Regions from separate parts of the Homo sapiens genome. Here all the other regions are linked to region 2. Evidence: chromatin loops called from intact Hi-C (ENCODE). Cell type or tissue: PC-9. All regions are shown on one strand.

What was found. A loop is a pair of places that touch in the nucleus more often than their neighbours do. Peaks named below come from ENCODE experiments on the same cell type or tissue, not always from the same donor. Only the 100,000 strongest peaks of a DNase experiment are listed, where the experiment ranks them.
Region 1: a loop joins it to region 2, with 5 times the contacts of the local background. A loop is called at or near these places in 17 of 110 quality-filtered maps.
Region 3: it touches region 2 in a loop (2.9-fold over the local background); 17 of 110 quality-filtered maps call a loop at or near these places.

Annotation. Positions count from the first base shown.
Region 1 is chr7:129,207,389-129,215,388 of GRCh38, reverse strand. It overlaps SMO (smoothened, frizzled class receptor), which reads right to left. Exons shown (of 12, transcript NM_005631.5): 7 at 6,538-6,630; 8 at 5,992-6,100; 9 at 4,841-5,026; 10 at 4,276-4,424; 11 at 3,619-3,753; 12 at 1,844-3,365. The coding sequence ends at 2,938. Among named protein-coding and RNA genes, the nearest start is that of AHCYL2, 14 kb to the left of the region's middle. In PC-9, CTCF peaks have their summits at 4,530 and 4,729 (motif pointing right); no DNase peak of the experiment used is centred here.
Region 2 is chr7:128,889,435-128,897,434 of GRCh38, reverse strand. It overlaps KCP (kielin cysteine rich BMP regulator), which reads left to right. Exons shown (of 40, transcript NM_001366122.1): 9 at 3,142-3,235; 10 at 3,380-3,459; 11 at 3,536-3,629; 12 at 3,959-4,044; 13 at 4,116-4,197; 14 at 4,414-4,566; 15 at 4,641-4,747; 16 at 4,828-4,921; 17 at 5,616-5,789; 18 at 5,902-5,984; 19 at 6,157-6,250; 20 at 6,339-6,530; 21 at 6,922-7,092. LOC105375497 (a long non-coding RNA gene) reads right to left here and starts at 6,206. Exons shown (of 4, transcript XR_927958.2): 1 at 6,132-6,206; 2 at 1,319-1,459. RefSeq lists enhancers at 3,572-4,772, 5,722-6,312, 6,313-6,902, 6,903-7,493. In PC-9, no CTCF peak of the experiment used is centred here; DNase peaks (open chromatin) are centred at 4,104, 4,684, 6,054 and 6,574; H3K4me3 peaks cover 3,969 bases; H3K27ac peaks cover 4,633 bases.
Region 3 is chr7:128,829,113-128,837,112 of GRCh38, reverse strand. FLNC (filamin C) reads right to left here and starts at 6,707. Exons shown (of 48, transcript NM_001458.5): 1 at 6,124-6,707; 2 at 1,539-1,787. The coding sequence starts at 6,475. RefSeq lists an enhancer at 2,998-3,641 and a silencer at 6,490-6,651. In PC-9, no CTCF peak of the experiment used is centred here; no DNase peak of the experiment used is centred here; H3K4me3 peaks cover 992 bases.

The DNA of each region.
Region 1 (8,000 bases), 320 kb before region 2:
GGAATACAATCCGTGGGTTAGTATTCCCTTTCCCCTTCTCCTGGAATCTGGCCATGGTCAAAATGCGGTGTCCTCATCACATGAGCAGCATTCAAAGACTACTCCTGGCTGGGCGCAGTGGCTCACGCCTGTAATCCCAGCACTTTGGGAGGCCGTGGCGGGCAGATCACGAGGTCAGGAGATTGAGACCATCCTGGCTAACATGGTGAAACCCCGTCTCTACTAAAAATACAAAAAATTAGCCGGGCGTGGTGGCGGGCACCTGTAGTCCCAGCTACTTGGGAGGCTGATGCAGGAGAATGGCATGAACCAGGGAGGCAGAGCTTGCAGTGAGCCGAGATTGTGCCACTGCACTCCAGCCTGGGCGACAGGGAGACTCTGTCTCAAAAAAAAAAAAAAAATTAGGCCGGGCGCAGTGGCCCACATCTGTAATCCCAGCACTTCAGGAGGCCAAGGCGGGCGGATCACCTGAGGTCAGGAGTTTGGGACCAGCCTGGCCAACATGGAGAAACCTTGTCTCTACTAAAAATACAGAAACTAGTGGGGTGTGGTAGTGCGCGCCTGAAATCCCAGCTACTTGGGGGGCTGAGGCAGAAGAATCGCTTGAACCAGGGAGGCAGAGGTTACAGTGAACTGAGATGGCACCACTGCACTCCAGCCTGGGCGATGGAGCAAGGCTCATTCTCAAAATAAATAAATAAATAAATAAATAAATAAATAAATAAACAAACAAAAATTAGCTGGGCATGGTGGCACACGTCTGTAATCCCAGCTACTCGGGAGGCTGAGGCAGGAGAAATTCTTGAACCCAGGAGGCGGAGGTTGCAGTGAGCTGAGATTGTGCCACTGCACTCCAGCCTGGGCAATAGAGTGAAACTCTATTTCAACAACAAAAAAGAGTACTCCCCAAACAAGCCTGGTCTGTACTCCACAATACCCGCCAGGTCTGTGGGCACCAGCCCCTTTGCTACACAGACCTCCTTCTCTCATAATCCTGAGCCCTTGCACCCCAGTTCCCAGTCTTCTACTGATTATCTCATTGGAGGAAGTGGGGCTAACAGGCTTCCCTGACTGGCCAGGGGAGGAAGCTGTGGATCAGAATGCGTCTAGCCCAATGGACGTCCCTGGTAGAAGAAAGAGGCCCCCAGAGATGAGGTCCAGGAATGCCTCGAGGAGTCCTGCCCATCTCCACTCCCATCAGGCAGACACCATCACCCCAGGGGAAGCTGCATGCCTGTGCTCAATTATCTTGTGATCACTGCTCCGCGAGGCAGCCGTGGTCACAGAAGAGCTTTTGTTCATATAGAGCCGACTGGCTCAGGTGGACAGCCAGCACATGAGGGCGCCATCAGCCTGACATCTGACTGTCAGCCGTGGCCACATTAGCACAAAGCTCTTGGCCTTTCAGAGCACCCTCGGGAAGATGGGGAAGACCAAAAAGATTGGGACCAAGACAAGGTAAGGAGGCCAGGATCGGAGCCCATAGAAGAAAGAACGCACTAGCTGGGCGCGGTGGCTCACGCCTGTAATCCCAGCCCTTTGGAGCCCGAGGCGGGTGGATCACTTGAGGTCAGGAGTTCGAGACCAGCCTGGCCAACATGGTGAAACCCCCTCTTTACTAAAAATACAAAAATTAGCTGGGTGTGGTGGCAGGCACCTGTAATCCCAGCTACTCAGGAGGCTGAGGCAGAATTGCTTGAACCCAGGAGACGGAGGTTGCAGTGAGCCAATATCATGTCACTGCACTCCAGCCTGGGGGATAGAGTGAGACTTTTATCTCAATTAAAAAAAAAAAAAAGAGAGAGAAAGAAAAAGAAAAAAAAAAGGAAAAACACACCAAGAGTTTATACAAAAACCTTTTATTGACTGTATTTCTTCTCCCCATAACCTGGAACCCAGCCAGCATCTATGGCTTCCTGCTGTCTGATTCTTGAAAGTGGGGCCTTGGGAACATGTTTGGAGGCTATGGAAGGTGGGAATCTCCTCACCCACCGGCTATGCAGGTTGAAGGAAGCTTTCTTGCCTGGCTGAAGCTACGGCAGCTTCCCAGGGTAGCCCCTCAAGTCTAGAGGACCCATCCCCCACTAAATGGGTGTGAGGAAGAGATGATGCATCTTTCAGAGGCTTTGTCACTCACTGCTCCTATCCCACTCCAGACTGAGGCCCTAGAGCTGAACCAGTCTCTCCTGTGGAGATGGGGCCCAGCAGCGAGGGGAGGGGGTTAGAGGTGAGTGTGTGCAGCAGCTCTGGGTCCTCATCAACAAAAAGGAAACGCAAAGAGGTTGGCACCGCTGAAACTGAACTGAAATGGAACAGAAGAAGGAGGATATAGGAGAACAAAAGATGGGTTTGGGGTAGTGCCACCTATTAAGAGAGGACATGGCCCCTGTGGGAGCAGGTCCTTCCAGCCCCACAAACACCTGGGAGAGGAATACGGTGCCCTGGCCCTACTTAGACAAAGGACTAATGACACAGTCAACACTTTTGGACTGAGACTGCCAGGAAAGGGCACCCATCAGCCCAGAAAACGGCAGCCAGCCCTCATCTGCCAGACATAGGCTAGGCTGCCTCCCTGGCCACCAAAGCCCACTCTGGGAACTGTCACCTCTGCCTCCACCGTTCCTGCCCCACCACAAGCTCTGCATACCCCCTGCCCCGATGGAGCAGATGCTGCCAACCAGGCTGCAGCTGGCAGGGCAGAAACAAGGACCCTGAGCTCCAGGGCCCTGTCCCTGGGGTGAGGCCTCCCCATGGAGATGTTAGGCTCTTTCCCACAGTCCTGCTGCTTTGAGCCAGACATCCAGAACTCTCTTCGGAGGGCAGTCAGCCCACAGGTTCTCTGGAAGACGGGATCCTAGGGAAGCATGCTCGGTGAGGAAGAAGAGCCTTGAAGGTATTGGTTCCTCTCTTTCCTGTCCCAGGTCCTGCTCTGCAGGCTCAGAAGTCCGAGTCTGCATCCATGAGTTCTGTGTCCATCAGGTTGGTGCGGGAGTGAATAGGCCCCAGGCCCTGTCGGCGGCCATGAGCCCATGCCACGGGGGCCGGTGCACTGGGCAGAAATGGATCCTGAGGGGGACTGGGCTCTGGGCAGAATGGGTTGGAGACCAGGGTCCACGCTCCCTGTCGGCAAGAGTCCCCAGCTCCCCAGGCACCTGCAGCCACCAGGCATTTCTGCCGGGGCAGCTGAGGCAGTCGAGGAATGGTACTGGGGGCAGGGGCAGGGGGGTGAAGCTCAGGGGGCGGCGCCAGCGGGCACACCTCCTTCTTCCTCTTCCTCCTCTTCTTCTTCCGGCCCAGGCGCTTCTGCAGCTCTGGGGAGATCTCTGCCTCAACCAGCCACAGGTTGGCTTGTTCCTCTGGGGGCACTGACAGGAGGAGAGACAACACGAGCCTGGGGCCCTGGCTCTGTCCATGCCACCCCCGCTCCCCTGGGAGCACTTAACCTGTTAGTTCTGGGGCCCAGGTCTCTAGACTCTTAGAGCCTCAGCCCCACTCTTCAGATCCTCTGGGGCCTTTCCTTCCTCTTCCTCCTCCTCCGACAGCCCCTGTACTCCAGTCCCAGAAGCCCCCAGCCTCTGTGCTCCCCCCACCTTCCTCCAGAAGCTTGAACTCTCATACCTGGAGTTGCCACAGGGGTGACAGAAATATCCTGGGGCAGTATGGCTCCTCTCCGAGCCACCATCTTGGTGACATGCTGGGCCCAGGCAGAGGAGACATCAGCTGAGGGCTCATTGAGGTCAAAGGCCAAGCCCGCTGTGGGAATGGAAGGAAGGAAAGGAGAAGGAATAGTGACTTCCCGGTCCCTGGCAGTGCCTCCCATAGTCAGTGCCATTCATCTTCCCACAGCCAGTCCCTCCTGCTCACCAGAGAAAGCTCACCCTGTAACCACGGTGATCTCTACCCCTTCAGAATCTGAAGAGAAGGGCCTCACGTCCCCAAAGGGCCTAACTGGAGGCCAGAAATCCAGTTCTTGGAACCCTGACTTACTCTTGCCCAGGGAGAGCAACTGGAGAATTTATGAGAAGGGAGAGGGAGGGGAGTCTTCTTGGAACCCAAGCACCGGCAAGCAGACCCAGGGGCAGAAACAGAGAGGGGAGAGCCCCCCAGAGGGTAGGAGGGGCCGGGGGAAGAATGGGTGTGTGAGCGATGGAGGGAGCGCCTTGCTCCTCACAGTCGGTCTTCCAAATAATCTGTGTGCCCCCAGCAGGCTGGGAGAGACTAGCACATGGGCAGCGCGGGGCCAGGCGGCTCCGGTAGAGGAGGGGTGAGGCTCACCCACGGGCCCGTCGTGGGACACAGTGTGCATGCTGAAGGACAGCTCCTGGCCTGGGTTCTGCAGGAGCTCGTGCCGCTTAGAGAAGGCCTTGGCAATCATCTTGCTCTTCTTGATCCGCTTTGGCTCATCGTCACTCTGCCCAGTCAACCTGAGAGCAGAAGGGATAGGGAAGGAGCGTGAAGAAGCTGCCACTTCCCATCAAATCTTGGGAAGGGCCAGCGATGCCATTCTTTCCAGAGAAGGAGGCTCCCAAGGGCCTCAAGTCCTTCAAGGACTCAGGAGTAGAGGCCTTCTCTGCAAAGAAGTGGGGCCAGAATGCAGAGCTCCTGTGTGCCCAGCCCTCCAATCACTCCGCTCTTAAAAGGTGATGGCAGCTGGCTCTGCCCTTGGCCCAGGCCCAGGCCCAGGCATCAGGCCACCCAAGGACAGAAGGTGCCACCAGGGGGCAGCGGTGAACCACTGACCAAGGCTGTGCTAGAGGCAGGACCCGACAAAACCTAAAGATGGGGTCCCAAGGCTGAGGGTGAGGCGGGCAGGGCAGGAGGGGCTGGCTGCCATGCCCACCTGCACCAGGTACGCCTCCAGATGAGCAGCGTGGCCTTGGTCCAGACCCAGGTGCTCATGGCGATGCCAGTTCCAAACATGGCAAACAGGTTGATCTTCTCCACCAGAAGGCTCGGGCGATTCTTGATCTCACAGTCAGGGATGGGCTGCTTGGTGGGCAGCCCGATGGTCACATTGGCCTGACATCTACAGTGAGGGAACGTAGACAGGTGAGGCTTTCCTTTCTTTTCCTCTCTCTTTTTTTGAGATAGGATCTTGCTCTGTCACCCAGGCTAGAGTGCGGTGGCGTGATCACAACCCACTGCAGCTTCCAACTCCTGGGCTCAGGCAATCTCCTGCTTCAGCCTCCCAAGTAGCTGGGACTACAGGTGGGGTTTTCTGAGTCTACTGGGTAGACTCAGACAATCAATCCAAAAACTTTAGAAAGGGCTAAGCTCCACAGCACTGATCTCAACCCTGGGTGCTCATTAGAATCAACTGGGGAGCTTTTAATAGCTACTGATGCCTGGGACCCACCCTAGACAATTAAATTGAATCTCTGGGGCAGAGACTCAGGCATCACTGTGGTTTAAAGCATCCCAGACTGGAAGCCGGAACCTTTACGGAAGAGCCTGAAGCAGTCAGGGCTTGGACTAGCATCCATTTTAGCGACTGTCCTTGTAACAGTGGGTACTGCGCTTCTCTCAGCAGTAGCAATGTCTTACTCTCTCCAATCCATCCTCATTATGACACAAAAAAGCACAGGCAAAAACTAGCCAACATTAGCAGGTCATTAACCTATCACAGAGAGGTAACTAGTCCTGTGCCAGGATCTAAAGCAGGCTCTGCAGGAGAGCACACAGAATTAGAGGGCAACTTAGTGTCAGTCAGAGAAGACGAAGCTGAACTGGCTGCTTAACAGTCACACATGCACCAGCTGGGCAACCAAGGGGGTGGAGAGGGAAGGGCAGAGGTGAGAAGGGATGCGAAGGTTGTTTGCCACGTTTGAGAAACTACGGAGACTGATGCCTTATGCACCCAGACACCATCCATTGAATCTGCTGTCTGCAGCAGGGACCTGGCAAATCCCTGCTGCCCGGTGGGTGGAGGTGGGTGTCTTTATGGCCTTGGCTCCAGCTCCCAGCACTGCCGCCTCCATGCCCCTCACTCACAGCACATAGTCCCGGAAGCTGCGCTCCCACTCAGCCTGGTTGAAGAAGTCGTAGAAGTGGCAGCTGAAGGTAATGAGCACAAAGCCAAAGGCCAGGAAGCCAAAAATGCCTGTGGAGGACAGGGGCAGGACAGGACGTTACCAAGCCCAGTCCCGCAGCAGCAGTGGGGAGGAGAGAGTCTGCCCCACTGGGCCTCAAAGTTCACCCAGCTGGGGCTGGGGTGAACTCATGCTGGGCTCAGTCCAAGAACTGCTTTCTCTAAAATAAAATAAGAAGGGCACTTGAAGCAACTGTGGGAGGGACCACGTGGGACGTAGTGGGCAGGAGGAACCAGTCCCGGCATGAACTTGACTGAATTCTTCCCCCCGAGTAGACCCCCTTCTTTTGAGCTGCCACTACCACTACCACCTACACACACCCCTTGTCCTTGTCCCTATGGCTAACTTGTCCCACTGACTTACTGCATCCTGCCGGTCGCATAGCCCCAGGAGGGTGCAGTGTTGGGCTGGCCAGGACCTCAGACCGAAGTCCCCCGGGGCCACTCACCCAGGCGCAGCATGGTCTCGTTGATCTTGCTGGCAGCCTTCTCACTCAGCAGCCCGGGGTGGTTGCTCTTGATGGAGAACAGAGTCATGACTCCTGAACAGAAGGGGGACCTCAGACATTAGCAGGGGTGAGGCTGCCCTGCTGGGAAGGATGGGTGAGTGGGAGGAGGGTCCTAAGGCTCTGGAGTCCCAAGTCTGATTACCCCTGTGCTAAATGAAAACCTGGGGAGCTAGAGACACTGGAGAAATGGTGAGAAGACCAGGGCAGAGCCTAGACAGACACTTGAGAAGAGGGAGCCTCGGTCGTGGCCCAGCTGCCCCTGAAGAAGGGGGCAGATCAAAGCTGTTCTGATGGGAAAGACATAAAACAGACTCAAGAACAGCGCTATCCATATAATTTTTTTTTTGAGATGGAACCCTGTCGCCCAGGCTGGAGTGCAATGGCGTGATCTCGGCTCATTGTAAACTCCGCCTCCCAGGTTCAAGCAATTCTCCTGCCTCAGCCTCCCAAGCAGCTGGGATCACAGGCACCTACCATCACGCCGGCTAATTTTTGTATTTTTGTAAAGATGGGGTTTCACCATGTTGGCCAGGATGGTCTTGAACTCCTGAACTCAGGTGATCTGCCCACCTCGGCCTCCCAAAGTGCTGGGATTACAGGTGTGAGCCACCATGCCGGCCTTCCCATAGAAATATGTGAGCCACATACATATGGCAAATTTCTAGTGGCCACTTAAAAAAAGTTAAAAGAAACAAGCAAAACTAATATCAATATATTTTACAAACCTAATATATTCAAAATAAAATCATTTCAACATGTAATCCATGTAACAAATTATTAATGAGATATTTTACATTTTTTTCCCACTAAGTTTTTTTTTTAATACAGTGTGTATTTCACATTTTACAACACATCTCAATTTGGACTTGTTTCTTTTTGTTGTTGTCTTGTTTTCTTTGGAGACAGGGTCTCACTCTGTCACTCAGGCTGGAGTGCAGTGGCAAGATCATGGCTCACTGCAGCCTCAACCTCCTGGGCTCAAGCAAGCCTCCCACCTCAGCCTCTCACATAGCTAGGACCACAGGCATGTGCCACCCTGCCCAGGCAACTTTTGTATTTTTTGTAGAGATGGGGTTTCACTATGTTGTTCAGGCTGGTCTCGAACTCTGAGCTCAAGTGATCCGTCCGTCTCAGCCTCCCAAAGTACTGGGATTACAGGAGTGAGCCGCCGCACCCAGGCTGGACTAGTTCAACACATGTGGCTAGTGATTACCATACTAGGACAGCATGATAACGAAGCACAAATCAGAGGGCCAGACACTATGCCAAAAAGAGGGGAAAGAGGTGACTGAACAGAAGGCTGGCAGTTCAGGGTGAGGAAACTGAGGTTTACAAAGAAAACCCAACAACAATGAGCTAAATAGATGCTGAGGCTTACTATGGGATGGCAGCATGAGACAGGA
Region 2 (8,000 bases):
GACTCATCCTCTAAGTTGTGAGCTGAACCCTGAACCCAAGTCACCATTGTGATGGCAGAGACCAAGAGAAAGTACTGCCATGTGGTTACAAGGTCAAGTTCCCAAGGACATACAAGACAAGGGAAACCTTATCCAGTTATTTTTCAGGGACTTGCAGCAAAGTTTGTAACTGACAAGTTTGCTGGGCTGTCTTGCAAAGCAGGCTTACAGGTGTCCTAAGCCTGTGTTCTATTCTAAGGTACCTTTCTTTATGACAGAACAATACAGAAAGACACACAAAGCATACCAGATTCACTATAGCTTAAGACTAGCTCACACATTCTTCTTTTCCATTAATCAAAACTTTGCAGAGGAAATAAACAGTGATTATTACTATTCATTCACCCAGCTTGCAGTGGAGGGCACAGGGGGACACATTGCCTGAGGCAGAGTGGGAAAGGCAAAGTGCTCAGGGAGGCCAGAGAAAGACCCACCTATTGCTCAAAAGTTTGGATGGCTGTGTATCGGTAGAGAAGGGAATTTTTTTTTTTTTTTTTTTTTTTTTTGAGATGGAGTCTTGCTCTGTCGCCAGGCTGGAGTGAAATGGCGCCATCTCAGCTCACTGCAACTTCTGCCTCCCGGTTTCAAGTGATTCTCCTGCCTCAGCCTCCCAAGTAGCTGGGACTACAGGCGTGTGCCACCACGCCCAGCTAATTTTTGTATTTTTAGTAGAGACGGAGTTTCACCGTGTTGGCCAGGATGGTCTCAATCTCTTGACCTCGTGATCCGCCCTCCTCGGCCTCCCAAAGTGCTGGGATTACAGGTGTGTGAGCCACCGCGACCGGCCATGGAGGGATCTTTTTTGGCAGTCCTATTAGCTCTTAAGTTTTCCCTTTTAGGGAGGAAAAAGCTCCGCATGTCCCACGATCCTGTACTTGCCTAATCCTGTCACCCATAGCCGTCAGCAAAGAGTACAAGGCAGATTAATCCCAAGAGAATAGCAGTTAACATCCCGTAGTGCCAAACCCATTCTTAACCGGGAGGGATTTTACCCAGAGGGGCCTCTAACCCTCTAAATATTAGAAGGGACTGTAACCCTCCCCAGTTGGGCCTCTATCCCAAGGTCCATCAAGCATCCTTGCCTTTTATTAAGAGAGGCCTCTAATTCCCCTAAGCTGGGCCTCTAACCCAATCCCATTATTTACCCGGGTATATGCACCCCACTTACCCACAGTCCGCCAGTCAGTGCTGCAGCCTATTTCCTTCTGGTCGGGGGGTTTCTTCAGTATTGTCCCTTCCATGGCTCACCAGAAAGATATTACCAGACCCCACCACTTACCAAAAATTAGCCTTTGGGTCGGGGGTTTCCGCACTATCATCCCTTCAGTGGTCGCCAGAAAGATGTTACAGGAAAGGAGTCCTGATCCAGACCCCAAGAAAGGGTTCTTGGATCTTGCACAAGAAAAAATTCAGGGTGAGTCTATAAAGTGAAAGCAAGTTTATTAGGAAAGTAAAGGAGTAAAAGAATGGCTACTCCATAGACAGAGCAGCCCTGAGGGCTGCTGGTTGCCCATTTTTATGGTTATTTATTGATGATATGCTAAACAAGGGGTGGATTATTCATGATGCCCCCTTCTAGACCACATAGGGTAACTTCCTGACATTGCCATGGCATTTGTAAACTGTCTTGGCACTGATGGGAGTGTAGCAGTGAGGACGACCAGAGGTCACTCTCATTGCCATCTTGGTTTTGGTGGGTTTTGGCTGCAACCTGTTCTATCAGCAAGGTCTTTATGATCTGTATTTTGTGCCGACCTCTTTTGTCATCCTGTGACTTAGAATGCCTAACCATCTGGGAATACAGCCCAGTAGGTCTCAGCCTCATTTTACCTAGCCCCTATTCAAGATGGAGTTGCTTTGGTTCAAACGCCTCTGACACAACCACGTCCTCCCTCTCCCCACCCATGAGAAGTCATTGGCTGCTCAGACCCTGATGGGGCTGGAGGCAGTGAGCCCAGTGATGTGGGTGTGAATTCAAGGCATGGGGTCTTTTGGGGTCAGGCCATGGGGTAGTGGCAGTAGCCACCATGCTAAGTACCAGCTTCTAGAGGTAGATGCCACACCAGCCCCCTTGTTTCCTTTCATCCCACAACAAGCCTATGAGAACAGGACTATTTTTTCAGGTCCATTTTTTTTCAGACGAGTAAACTGAGTCACAGAGAGCTTAAGTGACATGCTAGTTTATGTATCTGTATGAGTTTCCTGGGCTGCTGTAACAAAGTGCATAAGTGCATACTGGGTGTCTTGAACAATGTAAATATATTCTCTCACAGTTCTGGAGGCCAGAAGTGTGAGATCAAGGTGTGGGAGGGTTCCTTCTGGGACTGTGAGGAGGAATCTGCTCCAGCCTCTGCCCTCGCTTCTGGTGATTTGCTAGTGAACTCTGGCATTCCTTGGCTTCTGCAGCACCTGAACCTCTGCCTTCTCTTTTCCATACCATTCTCCCTGTGTGTGTCTGTGTGTGAATTTCCCCTTTTTAGAAGGATATTGCCTGGAACAGTGGCTCACACCTGTAAACCCAGCACTTTGGGAGACCAAGACAGGTGGATCACCTGAGGCCAGGAGTTTGAGACCAGCCTGGCCAACATGGTGAAACCCCATCTCTACTAAAAATATAAAAAATTAGCTGGGCATGGTGGTGCGTGCCTGTAATCCCAGCTACTTGGGAGGCTGAGGCAGGAGAATCGCTTGAACCCAGGAGGTGGAGGTTACAGTGAGCTGAGATCACACCATTGCATTCCAGCCTGGGCAACAAGAGCAAAACTCCATCTCAACCTGCAACCTGCAAACCTGCAACTTGTTTTATCAGCAAGTCTTTTTTATCATCTCAAAAAAAAAAGATACTAGTTATATTGAATTAGGGACCCATCCTGCTCCAGTATGACCTCATCTTAACTAATTACATCTGCAATGACCCTGTTTCCAAATAGTGTAACAGGCTGAGGTGCTGGGGGTGAGGAGTTCAACATATGGATTTGGGGGCGGGGACACACAATTCAACCCATAAACACATCTAATAAGTGGATAGCTGGGATTCTAATGCCATTTCCACCTCTCAGTTGAGCCCTGTCGGCCCCTTCCCCTGTTCATTCTCCCCACCAGGAGGGTCACATCCAGTGCCGCCAGCGAGAATGTGCCAGCCTGTGTCCATACCCAGCCCGGCCCCTCCCAGGCACCTGCTGCCCTGTGTGTGATGGTGAGTCAGTGGGTAGGGCAGAGGCCTGACCATGGTGGGCAACCTGGAGAAAATTGATGGGTGGCCCTGCTCGGGGGCCCATGAAGGCCAGGAGAGGGTGGGGAGGGGCCCCTGAGGAACATCTAAGGCCCCCCTTCCCAACAGGCTGTTTCCTAAACGGGCGGGAGCACCGCAGCGGGGAGCCTGTGGGCTCAGGGGACCCCTGCTCGCACTGCCGCTGTGCTGTGAGTGTGGCTGCCTGGCAGGGAGGGCCTGGCTCCGGGGCCTGCCTCTGGCGTGCTGACCAGGCCCTGTTGGCAGAATGGGAGTGTCCAGTGTGAGCCTCTGCCCTGCCCGCCAGTGCCCTGCAGACACCCAGGCAAGATCCCTGGGCAGTGCTGCCCTGTCTGCGATGGTGAGTGGGGGCCGGGGTCTCTGCGGGAGGGGCAGGCCTTGGCTGCAGAGAGGCTGTAGGTGTGGGGGATTTGCTTCTCTTGGACCTAAGCCCCTGTTACCCTGTTCCCAAAGTGAGTCCTCACCACACCTTCTCATGGCAAACTGGCACCATGCTGGGGCCTGCGCTTCTGTGGCATAGCTGTGGGGGGCAGGGGGCTGCTGGCAGGGCGCCCTGGAGAACTCGGCTGGGTCTTCTTTGTCAGGGTGGGGGTTGGACACCTCAGGGTGACGTGAAGCTTCCCCTCTGCCTCCAGCCCTATACCCCCACGCCCCTGTCATCCCATCCAGGCTGTGAGTACCAGGGACACCAGTATCAGAGCCAGGAGACCTTCAGACTCCAAGAGCGGGGCCTCTGTGTCCGCTGCTCCTGCCAGGTAGGCGGTCCCTCCGCTCACACCCAGATCTGCCTCATTCCTTCAGGGTGTCTCACCTGCTTCCCTCCTAGGCTGGCGAGGTCTCCTGTGAGGAGCAGGAGTGCCCAGTCACCCCCTGTGCCCTGCCTGCCTCTGGCCGCCAGCTCTGCCCAGGTGTGTGTGAGAGGGGGAGGAGCAGCTGCTATGGGCGCTGCCTCTGAGGGCTGCAGAAGGAGGGTGCTCCTTCCCAGGACGGGGTACGGGTTGCTAAGTCCACTAGCCATTCTACAGTGTCAGCGGGGATGGCGAAGGTGGGGTCCCTGTGTCCTGGGAAGGACAGGGATGGGTGGGAGGTGTGTAGGCTGCCATGTGACAGCCCCCTTACTACAGCCTGTGAGCTGGATGGAGAGGAGTTTGCTGAGGGAGTCCAGTGGGAGCCTGATGGTCGGCCCTGCACCGCCTGCGTCTGTCAAGATGGGGTACCCAAGTGCGGGGCTGTGCTCTGCCCCCCAGCCCCCTGCCAGCACCCCACCCAGCCCCCTGGTGAGTGCCTGGGCTGATCCTGGCTTTCTTCCCCTGCATTACCCAGCTCACCCTGACCAGCCTGCCCCACCCAGGTGCCTGCTGCCCCAGCTGTGACAGCTGCACCTACCACAGCCAAGTGTATGCCAATGGGCAGAACTTCACGGATGCAGACAGCCCTTGCCATGCCTGCCACTGTCAGGTAACTGCCCAGCCTTGCTGCTGCCCTGCTGAGCCCCTCCTGGGCATGCCCCGATTGCTCTCTCCCCTGCTCTCTCGCAGGATGGAACTGTGACATGCTCCTTGGTTGACTGCCCTCCCACGACCTGTGCCAGGCCCCAGAGTGGACCAGGCCAGTGTTGCCCCAGGTGCCCAGGTATGTGGGCACTCACTGGGCCTGAGGGGATCAGGGCCCCAGAGGCTGCTGTCCCACAGCCCCATGGGCCCAACAGGTACCTTAGAAAGCAATGGCCTTCTGAATTGTTTCAGTCTTGTTTCAGAGCTTAGAACTCTCTGGAACTCACGGGGTGTGGGTGGGAGGGAGAGTAGAGAGATTTGTTTATTCCTGCCTGTACCTACACCACCCTCTCCTCCCATGCTCCATTTCCTCTTCTAGTAACTACTGCCCCCCGCCCCACCACGCTAGGGCCCCCACCCCCCTACCCCCCAGGTAAACCCATGTATCTACCTGGATAACACAGGTTCATGAGCAGGCACTTGAGCCTGCCACGTAGGAGGCCGGGTGCTGGGATGCATGGGACACGTCCCTGCCCGCATAGAGAGTCTGTGTGAGGGCGTGTGTCAAACACAGGTACACACATGTGTAAGCACTCCCCTTCTTCCCCTCAGAGACACACATCTGCCTGCAGGTGAATGACCCCCAATGCGCACGCACACTCGTGTGTGCTCACAACGATACACATGCCTGCACACATGTGCACATGGCCACTTCCTCCTCTTTCCCCTCGAGTCAGCTTCCAAGTGGGCACTTGTGTGGCGGCTCTGGACTCCAGGGCTGGAGGGACTGTCAGGCTTTGCCCTCATACCTGCCCCCACCATCCACTGCCCAGACTGCATCCTGGAGGAAGAGGTGTTTGTGGACGGCGAGAGCTTCTCCCACCCCCGAGACCCCTGCCAGGAGTGCCGATGCCAGGAAGGCCATGCCCACTGCCAGCCTCGCCCCTGCCCCAGGGCCCCCTGTGCCCACCCGCTGCCTGGGACCTGCTGCCCGAACGACTGCAGCGGTGAGGTGGGCGGGTCAGGGCGGCCTTCTGGGATGGGATGGCATGGCCCCCGGAAGGCAGCACGCCCTGGGGCAGTCGCCCTCTCCCAGGCTATAGCCCCTCCCTCCCCCAGGCTGTGCCTTTGGCGGGAAAGAGTACCCCAGCGGAGCGGACTTCCCCCACCCCTCTGACCCCTGCCGTCTGTGTCGCTGTCTGGTGAGTCTGCACCTGGGTGGGAGGCGCCCAGGGGAGTGGAGGCGGGACTTGCAGAGGCCAGGAGAGGCCCGCCCAGGTGGGAGGGGTGGGACCTGGTGGCACTGGGTGGGAGGGGTCTCCTCGGCCTCCCCCAACTAACCCACTGACCCGTGGTGCGTCTGTCGGTCCGTAGAGCGGCAACGTGCAGTGCCTGGCCCGCCGCTGCGTGCCGCTGCCCTGTCCAGAGCCTGTCCTGCTGCCGGGAGAGTGCTGCCCGCAGTGCCCAGGTAGGGGCCGCACCCCTCGGCTGCTCCTCCCTGGGGGTCCCCTCGGAGGCCTGTTCCTGGGCCCCTTTGATGCGCTGTCTCGCCGCAGCCGCCCCAGCCCCCGCCGGCTGCCCACGGCCCGGCGCGGCCCACGCCCGCCACCAGGAGTACTTCTCCCCGCCCGGCGATCCCTGCCGCCGCTGCCTCTGCCTCGACGGCTCCGTGTCCTGCCAGCGGCTGCCCTGCCCGCCCGCGCCCTGCGCGCACCCGCGCCAGGGGCCTTGCTGCCCCTCCTGCGACGGTAACGCCCTGGCGGTGCCCCTCCCGGCCACCCGCGTCCTGCCGCCCCGCCCCGCCCCGGAGCGCCCTGCCCAGTCCCCTTCCTCCAGGCCCGCTCCGCCCACGTCGGGGATCTTGTTAGGAATGTAGTGTCCGGTCAGCATGGCCTGGGAGCCAGCCGGCACGGCCCTCCATCCCCCACGGCCCCCAGCCCCCCACGACACCCATCCTCCACGGACCTCAGCCTCCACGGAGCCCACGGCCTCCCCGCCCTCACGGACCCCCAGCCCCCACGACCTCCAGCCCCCACGGCCCCCACGACACCCGTCCTCCACGCCCCTCAACCCCACGACCACCAAGTCCCCACAGCCCTCTAGTCCCCACGGCCCCCCAGCCCCTGCCCTTCTCCCCAGGCTGCCTGTACCAGGGGAAGGAGTTTGCCAGCGGGGAGCGCTTCCCATCGCCCACTGCTGCCTGCCACCTCTGCCTTTGCTGGGAGGGCAGCGTGAGCTGCGAGCCCAAGGCATGTGCCCCTGCACTGTGCCCCTTCCCTGCCAGGGGCGACTGCTGCCCTGACTGTGATGGTGAGGGTCATGGGATAGGGAGCTGCCGGGGTGGGATGCGGGAGACCAGAGGGCTGGGTCAGAATAATCTTTACTGCCCTAGGGTGGATCTAAAATATTTATTACAGTAAGAAAAAGCCCCGAGGCTGGGAGCCCTAGCTGAAGCCTGTGACCCCGACAATTTGGGAGGCTGAGGCAGGAGGATCACTTGAGCCCAGGAGTTCAAGACCAGCCTGGGCAACATAGAGAGATCTTGTCTCTACACAAAAAATTTAAAATCAGCTGGTCGTGGTGCCTCTTGTAGTTCCATCTACTCCGGAGGCTGAGGTGGGAGGATTGCCCAGGAGTTTGAGGCTACAGTGAACCGTGTTTTCACCACTGCACTCCAGGCTGGGTGACAGAGTGAGACCTTGTCTCAAAAAAAAAAAAAAAAAAAAAAAAAAGCCTGACACTAAAGCCTGGATCTTCTCCTGCCTCTGTTGCTATTTGCCGTGTGGTCTTGGGCAAGTTACATAGCCTCTCTGGGCCTAAATTTGGCTCTTGTAAAAAGACCCAGTCCCCCAGTCCCCCTGTCTTCCCTCACTCTTGTGCGATCTTGGCCATTTTGGCCACTTGCCCTTACCAACTGTAATTTTATTTACTATTTGCCTTCCAATTAACTCACTTATTAATTTAATTTGATTTAGAAAGGAGTTTTATATCACACTGTAAGTGGAAAATTAGACTTGCCAGGACCACATTACCATAAAAATGAATATAATTAAAATTATAATGTTGTTAAATCCTTGTCAGATACTTTTGCCCACCAAGGCTTTGAGCCTGAAATTCACCCTTCTTTTTTAAAAAGGGAGGTGAGCAAATGGCAGAGGTGCCAAGAGCGGGCTGTCACCACCCTGGGACCCCACCCCTTCCTGGATTCATCAGTGGGC
Region 3 (8,000 bases), 60 kb after region 2:
CAGGATGCAGGGCATTTGTTCACCCAACACCCTCAGAGGCTGTGGCTTTACACCCCTTCCCACCAGCTCTAGGCCTTGACCAGCCAGGTTCCTGCTGACCCCATCAGCTTCGAGGCCCCTCACCACGTAGGAGCAGGACAGCCCTCTCCACCACCAACAATGAAGCCTTTCTGCCCTGGCTGACGCAGCCTGGCACCAGCCCTGCTGGCCGGCCTCCTGCCTGCCCAGGCCCCAGCTCAGACCTTGAACCCCAAACCCTGGGAGGGTACCCCCTCTCGCTATCTCTTGCCTCATTCAGCTTTCTCAGGGGTGGGCAGAGGAGGTCAGAGTGCCTGTCCCACATATGCCCCTGACCCATCCCCCCTAGAAGGCCTCCTCACAGCTGCCCCGAAGCTCTAGAACTCCAAACGCTTTCCACACCAGTCTTAGGGTATGAGACTCCCTATTCCTTCTAACTGCTCACTTGGGGAAACTGAGGCATTAAAGGGCCTGTGAGGAGAGAATGACTTCTCCTCTGCAGCCCTCAGGAGCCCTGCCTTCCTAACAGGAAGGACGCTGAGGCAGCCCCAGATCACTCCTATGAACGGTGCAGGTGAAGGGGCGCTTGGTTTAGGCCAGAGCTGGAGGAGGGGGACGGCACACCGTTTCGGGGAGGGGGCCGGCTCAAGGCTGGAATCCATGACTGGCTGGAACAGCTGAGCTCACTGCTGGCAGCCACACCAGTTATGGGCCATGGCTCAGCAGCTGGGAATGCTTCCCAGGAGGCTGTGCCCCCGCCTCCCACCCTCTGCTCCCCGGCTGACCCCAGGGTGGAGGAGGATTCTCCCGAGGGGCTGTGACTCCTGGAGAAAACCTATCTTTTCAGGAGATGAGGGGCAGAAAGGGAGCTGTCCATGGGGTACGCTCTAGCCAGTGATGCCTCAGCTTTTTTCATGGCCCCTGAGCTGTCCCCACTTGACCAGGCCAGGACCTACACGGAGAAGGGGCAAGGCTGGCTCACCTGCCACCAGGCAGTGCCCCACTGGCCTCATCCCACATCATCCTGAGCCTCAACCCCTTCTCAAAGTCATCCCAGGGTCTCCCAGAGAAGAGCCTTCTCTGGATCTAACTCCTGGTCTTGCTACAAGTCCTGGTCACCACACTGCCTCTCTCTCAGCTCGGCAGGAATAGTGCCTCGTGGCACAGTAAAAAATTCATGGGGCAGGGAGTCCAGGCCCTGGGCTCTAGGTGGTTCTGCCACAGATAAGCTGTGTGATCTTGGATAAGTCACCAGCCCTCTCTGGGCCATAGTGTCCTTGTCTGTAAAATGAGGGGTTTTAAACCTCTTCCTGCCTCTGCGGAATCTGGCACACTCATCAGGTAGGGCCTGCCACCAGCCAGCGGAGAGCCACAGCTGGAGGAGGACAAACCCTGCAGGGGATCCTGGCCCCCAGGCCCCAGGGTGTGCATTCTGACAACCACACGCCTTGGCAGCCCCAGCTTGTCCCCTCTGTCTTTGGGAGCTAAGGGCTCCATGCTGTGCTCACTGGCCCACTCACCGGGGGCGCAGTTGTCCACCAGGGCGCCCAGAGCTTTGCCGTCCTGCCAGTCACGGTTGAAGTTGGTGATGGGCAGCTGGGGCACCTTGTTCTGGATCCAGCCAAGCAGCCGCTGCTTGGGCGTCTGTTTGCGGGCATCCTCATCATCTTCATCCTCCCACATGGGCATGGAGATGGAGTAGTGCAGGATCAGCGTCCAGATCAGGCCCAGGATCAGCTTCAGGTTCCCATCCACGATGGCCTTGCTGTCTGCAGAGGGGAGGGCACAGACGGGCTCAGGGGCGCCCCACCCTCCACTGCCCCAGAGCACCCTCCCTCACCTGCGCAGCTCCTCGGGCCAGAGCTCTGGGGTCAGGCCTCTAGTCTCTGCCTACCTGACCCTCTCCCTCCTGCGAGGCCCCACTCAGATGCCAAGTTCTTTATGGGGCCCTTCCGGTCAGAAGGCTGCTTCTCTGTGTTCCTGTGGTTCTGGAAGGTACCCTCACCTCAGCTACAGCAAGTGAGTCTGCCTCCTGTCTATGTAATTACCTGGTTTCTTTCTGGCCTTGTGGGATTGTAAGGCTCCCAGGGCAGAGCCTTTTTGTTTTGTTAACAGTTCTACTGAGCTATGATTGACATACAGCAAACTGCACATGCTAGAGAATGAAGTTTGAGAAGCTTTGACACTATGGATATATCACGAAGCCGTCACCACAGATGGAGAATAACGAAGGTACCATCCATCACTCCCCAAAGTTTCCTTGCACACACCCCTTTGTGAGCCCTCCCTCCTGCCGTCCTTGTCCCTCCATCCCAAGCAACAACTGATCTGCTCTCTGTCACGATAGATTACTTTGTATTTCCTAGAGTGTTATATAAATGGAATCACACAGTATATACTCTCTTTTTTTTTGGTCTGGTTTTTTTCACTCTAGACACTAGGTTTTATCTTTCTACAATGAAGGTCTTAAACATAGTAAGGTCTCAATAAATATTGGTTGAATGAATATTTTAAGAACTGAAATTGGAGTGGGGTAGGACAAGTTTCCACTCACACTCTACCCCGAATGCCAGAAAGGGCTTTAGAAACCAAGGGGTTCTGATAGTGGGGCAGGGGTGGGTGGGTGGGGTCCAGTACATTCTCAGTTAAGTCTTGAAAGTCATGTTGTCAAAGGCTGGGGGCCAGAGGGACTCCAGCCTCAGGAGCTGACACACTCCACCCATCACCTCCTTTGAGGAATCCTTTGAGCCAGAACTGGTTCCTCAAGATTTGGGGGGGGGGGGCGCCTAGATCCCCCTTAACAATCAGAAAGAAATATCCAGAAGCCTGGGGTGGCCTAGCATGTAGATAGATCTTTGGAATTCAGCTTACTTGTAAAGGGCAATGAAGTTCTGAAATCTATCAGCTTCCCAAAGCACTGCTTTCAGGAGGCTGGAAGGGGGTGGAAGACAGTCTTGTTTACTGATGTTGCCCGAGAGATGGGAGAGGGTGGAGTGGAGCCTTCCCCTTACACATCTTCTCCCCTCCACCCTTCCCCAGGTCTTGGGGAAAGTGTTAGGAGACCGAGAGCCTGGGAAATCCAGGGCATCCCCTGCCCCACTCCCACCTGCCCCGGGAGGGGTGCCTCAGTCTCCCTGTCCCTCTGGCTGGGGCTCTGGCCGCCTGGGCTCCCCCACCCTGTCACTGATTCATCCTTCCTTCCCCAGCAGCTCCCCAGCCCACCCCCTTCCCCTGGCTCCACTGCAGCACAATGGTTTGGCAGCTTTCAGATTCCATGACACACTCACTCCCTGCCTCCCGGTGCTTTCTCTCAAACACACAGGCTCCAACACTTTCACACAGTCTGGATGCCCCAGTGCCCCCAGCCTCTCACAACCCCGACAGCCTCCAAAGCTCACACGCCCAGAAGTACTTCTTGCAAACTGGAGCCAGACCCCTGGGCAGGAAGCCTTGAGGCTGCAGGGGTTGGGGGGGGCGGTGTGTATATGGGGAGGGTGGTCATTCATATTTGCTGGAGAGGGAAGTTTCTCCCCAGCAACTGGCCCTGGGCCAGACAGCAAGTGGTCCAGGCTTGGGGCAGGAGAAGGGCAGTGGGGCCCCAAGTCCCACTCTGGAAGCAATGACCTCCCTCTCCCTCCTCCCTCTCGGAGGCCAGGCAGAGGAGAGGAGCTCAGCGCCACCAGGGCTCACCAAGCCACTTCTCCATCTGCCTAGGGATACCCCCAAAGGAGTGGGAGGAGCCAGACAGCTAGTTCCCGAGGCCACCCCAGGCCTCAAATGGAGGGGGAGGAGAGGGCTGGGCCTAGGGAGGTGCTGGGACAGCTGCTGCCCCCTCCCGCCCCTCCCTTGGTTGTTGGCTCCAGGAGAAGGAATAGCAACTGGGGAACAGCTGCGAGACAGAGCTGCCTCATAGGCCTCTTTGTTCGGAGGGAACGAGGGGCAACGGGGGGCCAGGACAAGGTGGTGAGGATATGAAGGGCACAGCTCCTTTAACCTGGGCTCAGTGCCCCTTCTTCAGGTGGGCTTGGATCCCAGCTGCTACTCCAGACCCTGACTTCCCTCCTGGAAAGAGAAGTGGGGAGTCTTTCTGACACCCCCTGAGGTGCCCAGATGCTCGATTTCGGTGCTGAGACAATACTCAGAAGGTGGCCCCATGGATAGCCCCTTTCCACCACTAAATGGAGTAGGGGAGCTAGCAGAAGCAGGATGCCCCTGCCTCGTGGGCAGCCCCTTTGAACCTCCTCATGGTGGGGCGCCCCAGCTGGTCGCTGCCGGTGTCCCCTCCCCTCCAGCCTCAGCCTGGGGCCGGCAGCTGAATTGCTGACAGCTTATCTCATCAGCGCCAGTGAGCCACTTGGCCCAAATGGGGACTGCCTCCCCTTCCTCCCAGCGGGAACCAGGGAGCTTCCCTCCCACCCTCAAACCAGCTTTTGCTTCTTCCCCTCTGCTCTGAGCCAGCCCCTCCTCTGCTGAGCCAAGGGGGCTGGAGCCAGGCACCGCCACGGGGGAGGGGAGAGGTGTGCTCAGGAAGGACGAGGCCTGGAGAGGGGCCGAGAGCCCCCGCAGACTGGAGGGGAGGGGAAGGCTGAGCGGTTTCCTATATGTCTTGCCGAAGCCTCCGGCTCTTCCCCCAGACCCCACCTGGTACAGTCAGTCCTGCCTTTCAAAACCCAGCCTGCTGAGGATGCCGGCCCAGGACTGACTCCTCTCTGACCCCTCAGCCTCCATCACGTAGCCCTCAGTCTCACTACACACTCCAGGCTCCCTCCCCCACCCCCTGCCCTCAGCCTTGTCCTTCTGGAAAGCTCAGAGACATCTGCTGTGTCACGGAGGCAGGGCTATTTCCAGGACAGGGCAGGCGGGTGGGGTGGGGGGGCAGTATTGGGGCAGGAGGGGGTAAGGGCTAGGGAGGGGACTGGACGGGGCAAAGGGCCCTGGGCTGACCTCAGCTGCTATATCAGGAGGCCTAGAGATGGCCCCAAGGGAGAGTGGGGCTGACAGACATCAAGTCATCTGGAGAAATCTCAGGGAACATCCTGTGTGGGGCCCACCTGGCCCCACATGAAACTCCCCTCCTGGGGCCGTGGGGTGCACCGTCCAAGGACCTCGTCCTGCAAATCCCAGCAGGGTTCTTAAGAGCTCTCCACAGGGGTGGGCGGGGGGATCTTCCCCAGGCCCCCAGCCTCAGGGATGACTGCAGGACTCTGAGGGCAGGACAGCCTCCTGCCACTCCAAGCCCACCCTTGGCGTCTCTGCTCCCAAGACTAGAGTGCCTCCCCGCCCCCACCCTGCACTACACACCTTCCAAATCTGGTTACACTCAAAGACTTCCTCCCTTCCACAGGCCTTTCCCTCCCTCCCCGCAGCCCAGACCGTTAGCTGCAGCCAATCCCGCGGTAGGGGGTGGGCTGGGGCAGGGCCTGGACTTGCGGAAGCCCCCTCCACCGCAGGCTGAAGCAGGAGGAGGACAGACAGGGGTTAAGTCTCCCCGCGCTCGCTCAGTGCCTTTTTAGGTTTCTGAGGCTGGGCCCTGCCTGTCCTGGCCCCCGGGCCTGAACCCAGCTGCTGAGCACATGCACGAAGAGGGCCTCCCGCGCCAGCTCCCCTCGGCCCCAGAGCCCGCAGACGCGGGCAGTGGTTGGGGACCTGTCTTCAGCCCTCTCCCAGCCCGCGGAGGGGCTGTGAAGCTGGGAAGCCACTTGTTTTGTTGGGGGCGGGGAGATGCCCCCAGGAATCAGTGACAGGCACTGGTTCTGTCCTCCCGAGTGTGGGCTAGGGTTGCCCGATGGAAGGAAAGGGAACGGTGAGCCGAGGCGGGAGGTGGGAATGTGCATGGGGAGGCGGCAGCTGGAGGGCTCGCAAACCCTAAGGCCTGGACTCCCCGGGGCACCCAGGGAGTGCTCGCTGTCCCCAGAGGGGTGTGCAGGCAGTGCCCATGGCCCTTGTCGATGGGTGGGAGGGCCGGGGCCAGGGTCTTCTCTCTATACCGGGGGGTGCCCTCCGCCCTGTCTCTCAGCTCCCCGCGCGCCCACCCCGCACCTGTGCCCCTGCCCCATGGGACGACCCTATCCCCGCAGCGCCCGTGCCCTCGCCCCCGGCACTGACCTATGGACACGAGCTTGATGTGCTCGCGCTCGAGGAACTCGAGGGCCACGGACACGTTCTCCAGCTTCATTTGGCGGAAGTTGGGGCGCGGATGGAACTTGCGGTACATGCGCTTCTGGCTGAGCACCTCGAGCAGCGCGATGAGCCGGAGCCCGTCGCTGAGGTCGCGCTGCAGGTCGGTCAGGCGCTTGCCCACGCACTTGAGGTGCTCATTGCACCAGCGCGTGAATGTGTTCTGCTGGATCTTCTTCCACGGCGCGTCCTCCGCCAGGTCCTTCTCCGTGGACGGCATCTCGTCTGTCTCATCGCCCAGGCCGAGGCCGGCGTCTGAGTAGCCGCTGTTGTTCATCATGCTGGCGCGGGCTGGGGGTGCGGCCGGGGCTAGGGCCGCGGTTTGGGCTATCGGGGGCTGTCGGGCGCTGTTGGGGCGCGACCACGGGACTCGCTGCGCTGCGCTGCTCTCCTCTCCAACTTCTCTCGCGCCGGGGCTGGCGGGGCTCGGCGAGGCTCGGCGGGCCTCCTAGGCGCTCGGCCGCTCTCTGGCTCTCTCTCCCTCCAGGGCCGGAGCGGTGCTCGGGAAGGGCGGGCTGGGCCGGGGCGGGGGGTTTAAGAAGCCCCCGGACCGCCGCCCCCCCGCCGCGCCCGCGGCCCCCGGGTCCACGTCAGAGCGCCGGCCTCCCAGGAATGCCGCCCGGCCCGCGGGTGGGGGCCGCGCCGCACAGGACGCCCCGCCCCCGCCGCCCCTCCCCCGCGCCGCCCGGGCGGCGGGACGGGGTTGAGGGCGCCCACCCCCTGGGCCCCCGGTGCCGCCGCGCTGGAAGGTGGCGGGGAGGGCCGACAGTTCTCCATCCACACCCAACACACCAAACTGTCAGGAATGAAATATGCTCCCTCCACACCCCGCACGGGCTGAAGAGGTAAATGGGGAAACTGAGGCCAGTGATTAGGGCAAAACCCACTGATCTGGTGTTCACAGAATTTTCTAGACTAGTTGGTGGCAGGCTGTTGACAGGGCCTGCGAGGGCTGGCTCCTAGCCCAGGGCATTGTCCACCTGTGGACAGGGAAGGGAAGTGTGTGTGCTTGTGCAGAGACGGCCTGAGAGGAAGCAGGGACCTTGCCCGGGCCAATGAAGGAGAAGCCTGCGGGGGGGCGGGGGGTTGTGTGTGCCTCCCAGCCATTGCTTGACTTTACAGATAGAAAAGCCTCATGTAGGGCCCAAATCCAGAGGCCCAGGAGTAAGACCGGGGCCCCTGCCCCTGACTCAGTGTCCCTGTCACCAGCCCGTTTGGCCTCATCGCCTCGGTATGAAGCTGAGCTCAGGAAAAGGGTACCCAGTGACTCACACTGTGTATCCCCCTCCCCCAAGTCTGACTCAACTGAGATGATAAGAGGGGAAGGAGAGACTCTTCCCCCATAGTGCCAGGGAGCCCCCTGGGCAACATGCCCATTTGGGCCACAGGGCAGATCCTGCCAGGGAAAGGGTGGGTCAGCCAGGCAGAAACAGGGAGAGCCCCAGCCAGAGCAGCCAGGGGGAAATGTGACCAGGTGGGTAGGCAGGACCAGGGGCAGAGTGGTCAGGGAGAGCCTAAGGGAGCCAGCTGGGATGCCCAGGCAAAGCTGCACTCAGGGCAAGCCAAAGGCTGCAGGCCTGGGGAATAGAACAGCAGGGAAACCGAGGCACCCAAACAGACTCTGGCCTGGGGTGAGGAGAAAGAGCTAGAGAACGTATTTCTTTTTCTTTTTTCTTTTTTTTTTTTTTTTTTTTTTGAGATGGAGTTTTGCTCTTGTTACCCAGGCTGGAGTGCAATGGCATGATCTCTGCTCACCGCAACCTCTGTCTCCCAGGTTCAAGCAATTCTCCTGCCTTAGCCTCCCA